Linked DNA regions of Mus musculus: region 2 is linked to region 1. The links are chromatin loops, found by intact Hi-C in ENCODE. Cell type or tissue: left cerebral cortex. All regions are shown on one strand. Each heading gives the region's core, and the rest is flanking DNA. Links, peaks and the distances in the headings are about the cores only.

The links. A loop is a pair of places that touch in the nucleus more often than their neighbours do. Peaks named below come from ENCODE experiments on the same cell type or tissue, not always from the same donor. Only the 100,000 strongest peaks of a DNase experiment are listed, where the experiment ranks them.
Region 2: a loop joins it to region 1, with 8 times the contacts of the local background. A loop is called at or near these places in 2 of 42 quality-filtered maps.

The regions. Positions count from the first base shown.
Region 1 is chr15:83,856,001-83,858,909 of GRCm38, reverse strand. It overlaps Mpped1 (metallophosphoesterase domain containing 1), which reads right to left. Exons shown (of 7, transcript NM_172610.3): 7 at 436-2,662. The coding sequence ends at 2,544. Gm41370 (a long non-coding RNA gene) reads left to right here and starts at 2,761. Exons shown (of 7, transcript XR_003951468.1): 1 at 2,761-2,909. In left cerebral cortex, for the core only: a CTCF peak has its summit at 1,601 (motif pointing left); a DNase peak (open chromatin) is centred at 1,585.
Region 2 is chr15:83,911,739-83,914,647 of GRCm38, reverse strand. Efcab6 (EF-hand calcium binding domain 6) reads left to right here. Exons shown (of 32, transcript NM_029946.4): 22 at 952-1,070. Among named protein-coding and RNA genes, the nearest start is that of Gm41372, 54 kb to the right of the region's middle. In left cerebral cortex, for the core only: a CTCF peak has its summit at 1,405 (motif pointing right); a DNase peak (open chromatin) is centred at 1,420.

The sequences.
Region 1 (2,909 bases), core at 291-2,790:
ATGGATGGACATATGAAAGTATGAATCATCAGGTAAGTGTTTGACTGTGGAAAGATGAATAGTTGGATGGACAGCTAGCAATAAATGGTAGAAGTTTTGTAGCTGGGAGCGACTTTGAGACCAGGATGCTGCTCTTAGGCAACCCATGAACCTTTTGCCTTCCTATGGCTGGGTTGGCCATGTCATATTCAGGAAAACCCAGCACTTCGGCCACACCACAATGCTTTGTTTAGAAGCTCAGACATCCAGTCCTGCCCATGATGTCTGTAGTCCCTGTGCCCATGAGGGGTGGGATGGGGTGAGACAAGCAGAGAGTAGTCACATGGGGGGGGTCTTTAGCCACTAGGTCTTGGAGTTCTTCCTCCCTCTGCCCCCTCATAACTCAGGGACACACCCACAGGACGAGCAGCCAGATGGACTTAGCCTTTTCTTTTTACAAAGACTTTATTGTCTGACATGCTTGACAAAAAAAATTACAGCCACAATCAAGTTATGCCAAAATGATTGAGGAGCAGGCCGCCATCTTTCAAATCTTGAGGACTTCCAATGAATTTTCTCTTCAAGACAGCTGCCTCCACAGCTTTTCTTCTCCACATAAAAATATGCCGCATTCTGAAGATGCCCTAGGAAAATTTTTTTAAGTTTATAGTTCTTGGTCCATATAGAAACTGTGGAGCTGAGAAAGCACATGGGAGATGTATTTTTCTCTGCCCCAAACACGCCATGCATCTGAGGCACCGAAGAGAGACCTTGTAAAATGTCCCACACACCAGGACCACTTGGCCCAAGCAAGATTCCTGCAGCCCTGTGTCCTGTGGGGCACAGTTGCCCCTGGCCAACGTAGGGCACCAAAGGTGGCCTGGGAATGCATCCCAGAGCCCAGCTCACTCACCCGCAGAGAAAGAATTGGGAGTGGGCCTCACAGGATGCTGGGATGCTGAGCCAAAAGCTCAGGATTCCTGATGGTCTGAGGGACTCGAGGTTGAGAATGAACAAGAGCCAGTTTTGAAAAGGACCCTTCCAAATGAAGCGAGACTCTCCACCCAGGCCCTGCTTTGCAGGGAGAGAACTCCAGTGGTGATGGGAAGGGTGTGAGGCCAGAGATGGAGGCCCAAATCCCACTGCTGCCCCCTTTGTGCTGTGCATCCTCAGGCAAGTGACCTCTCCTCTCAGTGGACTCATCTCTGTAACAGGGCAAGAGTACCTACCTTGCAGGAATGTCTGTAGATAAAACAAAATTATACCGAGTAAAGGTACCAGGATATCTGGTCCCCAAGGCTGGAACCAGGCCAAGCAAGTGAGGCCCTCGTGTCTGATGCATGACATAAAGGGTGTAAAACATCAAGAGTCGGGACAAATAATACTATTTTAGTGACATGTTACTAAGAATCGGAATGAGTGCAAAAAAGAGTCCACAAAGAACAAATATGGGCATTTTAAATAGACAGTGATGGACTCTGCCTCCCCCTGACTCAGGGCCCGCTGGCTCTGTCCTCTGCAGATGGGTTCACCCAGGCCTAGCTCAAGAAAGGCTGCAGCCAGAGGTGGAGCTGCCATCAGCACCCGGGGTGGCTCTGTAACTGCGCCACCTCCCGGTTACTGGTGGTACTGACAAGCTTCCTGGAACCCTCGGAAGGAAAAATCAATCACATGGAGGATGGAGCTCGTTGTAGATGCTAACAACCTGGTTAGGTTTGGAGAAGCACACACATGCCACAGACATGGGGCATGTACATGACCAGGCATAGGTCTCAGCCCACAGAATCCCCTGGCCATCGTGATCTACAAAGTAGTGTGGTCCCAGATGATCTAAGATGGCCTCACTGTGATGAGTAACCAGCAGGTTCTGGCCACCCAGAAGAACAAAGCTCCCCTCCCCAAATCCAGGTTCTGAGCCAGAAGCTGGAGACACTCAGCCATTGTCCACATTGGCAGCAGGGTCCTGAGGAAGGAATGGGGGACTAAGCCAAGCCATCTGCTCTAGGCCTGGCCGGGGGCTGTCGGAATTCCTGAGATGTCCCTGAACATTCCCAAGACCCATGCACGTAAGGAACAAGTCTATCTCCTTTCCTCCAGCCAGAGAAGAGCTGCCCGAGCCTAGGCCATACACTTCCGCAACCTTGGGGCTCACAAGCCACACACTTGGGTAGCTAGACATCTTGTATAAAACTTCCCAAATTCCATCCGAGAGCAGCGGCTTCTCAAAGCCGGAGGGTGTCTTTCGAACCGAGCTTCTGTCATTTCCCAAGTGAGACAGGGCTGTGAGTGTGTTAGGCTCTAGAAAAAAGGGGCAGATGCACACACAGAACACAGAGATGAGCCTGGTGGCCCTGATGGGACTGTTCAAGGTCCCAGCAGCAGGCGGCAGAAAGCTGACAAAGGCGATTTCTTTTATCCCAAGGATTCTACTCGTTGCTGGCTGGTCCCGAGGCCAAATGGACTGTCCAGGCTGTTCTGCATGGGAGGAAGTGGGTTAGGGGATCCAGGCTCTTGGCCAGACATACAGAGCTGACATGGGTAGGCAGAACTGGAGTGGGTAGCAGTCAGGAGTTCCGGGGTGTGGGCAGGTCGATGACTATGGGGGGATTCACAGGCTGATAGTTCACAGTGCACACCGACGCGTTCACATAGGTGGTGGTCCCGTCTGCCATGACGCCATACCCTGGAAAGTAAGCACGCACCTGTCAGACCATTATCTGGAGCTTTCTGGTGAGTGGCTGTGGCAGCTACAGGTGTTCTGCTATAGCGGGTGGGACATGTCTGGGGCAAGCTACAACAGTTCTCATTCTTGGGTCTTTTTATCTGTCAAGTGGAAGCGATAATAGGTCCTTCTGAGCCTGCCAGGTGGACCAAGTAAGTTCAACGCCCAAATGCAGTGCTTAAGCCAGTGCACATCACAGGAAAAGCAC
Region 2 (2,909 bases), core at 177-2,676, 56 kb before region 1:
GAGATGCTTGCTGGGCTCTTTTTGCTTTTGCTATCCCACCTCGACCTCAGTGAAGTTCTTCTCCTGTTTTCCTCAAGGGATCAGAGCCAACCTTCACATTGAGATGAGGACCAGGTGTGTACCGTGGGCATGCCTGCCTTCAGCTCTTCTGCAGGGCGATCAGGTGTCCCTGGTCCACCTTTCCCTCAGTACCAGCAGCTCCATCTCCACCCTACATCCTTCCCACAGAGCCTGTGAATACTTCATCTGACCAATGGTCAGTTTTTCTGTCCTGGTCCCGGTTGTATACCCATCTAGTTGCTGTAACTTATGAATGCACCTTAATAAATTTTGCTGTGCTCAAGATCGAACCCAGGCCCTAGTGTAAATATAGTCAGATGCTCCCTTGCTGGGCTGCTTCTCCAGCCTTTATGGATACATCTGGCTAGCTGGTTCCATTAAAAATATTAAATGTTGGGGAGAGAACACAGTTGGTACCCGCTTAACAGGTATGGTGGCATACGCCTATAATCCCAGCACTCAGAGGCAGAGGCAGGTAAATATCTGGGAGTTTGAGAACAATCTGGCCTAGACCATCCAGGGCTGCATAGTGAGACCCTGTCTCCAAACAAACAAACAAACAAACAACCATAAATACCTAGGACCCACATTTTAAAAAGCCAGGCATGGTGGTCCATGTTTGTGATCTCAGTGCCTGGGGGACTTGTGGTCAGGATGATCCCTGGGGTTAGCTCAGGGAGCCTCACATCCCATCTCAAAAACATAAGGCAAACAGCACCTTGGCATGGGACCCGAGCTTGACCTCTGGCCTCTCACACGTGCGTGCTCCTACACCCCCATACCTCAGACACGGAAAGACTTACAACCACATAGAGAAGTACCTTAGAGTGTTCCAAAAGCCGTGGACAGTCTCCAGGTCTGTACATCACTGAATACCATCTTCTGTTGTAGAATTTCATAGAAACGGATAATGAGGGCAACGGCATCCTCCGGCGAAGGGACATCAAGAACTCGCTCTATGGCTTTGACATCCCCCTCACCCCAAGAGAATTTGAGAAGCTTTGGCAAAAGTAAGTGTTGTCAGTAACAGGGCTGCTCTTGTGTGTCTGGCCAATTCAGTGCAATTTCTCACCAGGGTCTCGGGGGACTCGGGGCTTGCAGATGGGTTTCTTTGGTTGCATCCGATCCCATGTCCTCCTCCCTCCTTCCTGGTAGAAGTGCAGCTGTGGGTGGACACGCTGGACCTCAGGCTTCTGAAGAAGTGGGTATCCCAGCAGCAGTACCAAGCGAAGATGTTTACAGAGGTCATAGTTCAGGCCCTGCTTACTCTGCAGCAGATCTCAGGGTTCTCCTTCAGCAGAGGTGGCAGAGGCAGAGGCAGTCTGGCCCATGCCAGGAGGTGGCAGTCGCTGCTGCCAAAGTTGTTCATTGAGGAAATAAGCTCACCATGACAACTTGGAGCAGTTTCCCAGGGTGCTCTTAAACCGAACAGGATTTGATGTAAGGGCCATTTTTTTCAAATACATTTTAGACTTAGCTAATTTGAACCAGGTCCCATCATGATATCTCCGTGTGATGATGCCTAAGTCTCCGGTATGTTAACAGTGTGGTGAGCTCTGAGCTAATAGTGCAGTGAGCTGTAAGCTAACAATATGAGCTAACAGTGCCGTGAGCTCTGGGCTAACAGTGCAGTGAGCTATAAGCTTAGGGTTCTGATTCTATCTTTGAATGGCCTCTTTCTTCAGTACGTGGTGATCGACCCTCAGGTTCCCAGGAGGCATGCATCAGTGTTTGCACACTCACTGGGGTCGTGATCACTGAGTGACACCTTCCACTTTCTGACTTTCCCCCGCCTCCATGCAAGGCTTCTAACATGTAGAAACAAAGATGTCAGAAGAGCTGAAAGCCTAAAGGGGACCATGTTACTTAGGGACCAGGAGGAGCCAAGGAGGAGGAACCGGGGAAGGAGGGGCTACTCAGTCCCAAACTCAACCCCACACTCTAGTGTCAGGGTCCAGGGGAAATCAGGGTGGGTGCTTTTTACAGATCAGAAAGTGGTCTCCACCCCAGCATGAGCCATATCTGGGTGCTGCCCCAGAAACTGCTAGAGTTCCAGCTGTCAGTGAGCAGGAGCTGCCACCACCACTGTCCCAGCAGGACTCTCGAGCTCACCTGCCATCCATTGGTCTGGATCACCCTCCCTGGAATGGCAGAGTGGGACAGAGGGGTCGTGCATAAGGATGAACAGGGAGAGTCGTGGGAGGGTGTCACTTTCCAGGACAGCTGCTGCTGGAAGCCAGGTGTGGTGGCAGTTTGAATAGGTATGTCCCTCATAGACTCAAGTGTTTGAATGCTTGGCCCATACGGAGTGGCACTATTAGGAGATGTGGCCTTGTTGGAGGACATGGGTCACTGTGGAGGTGTGGCTTTGAGGTCTCCTATGCTCAAGCTCTACCCAGTGTGGAATCCAGTCTCCTCCTGGCTGCCCAAGGATCAAGATGTAGAACTCTCAGCATCTCCTCCAGCACCATGTCTGCCTGGATGTTGTCATGTTTCCTGCCATAACAATAATGGACTGAACCTCTAAAACTGTAAGCAGTCCTCAGTTAAATGTCCTTTATAAGAGTTGCTTTGGTCACGGTGCCTGTTCACAGCAATTGAAGCCTAACTAAGGTATAAATTGGTAGCAGGGACTGAGGTATTGCTGTGATAGGTCTGACCATGCTGTTGTTTGAAGGAATGTAGATTTGGGCACTTTTGATTAGGAAATCATGCTTTAAGTGGGGTATAGTGGAGCATACCAGTAGGAACATGGGAGACAGTGATGTTGGGGGTGATTTGAACTGTGGGGGCCTGGATCAAGAGGCTTCAGAGGAGAAGAATTTTAATATACTACCTAGAGATTATTT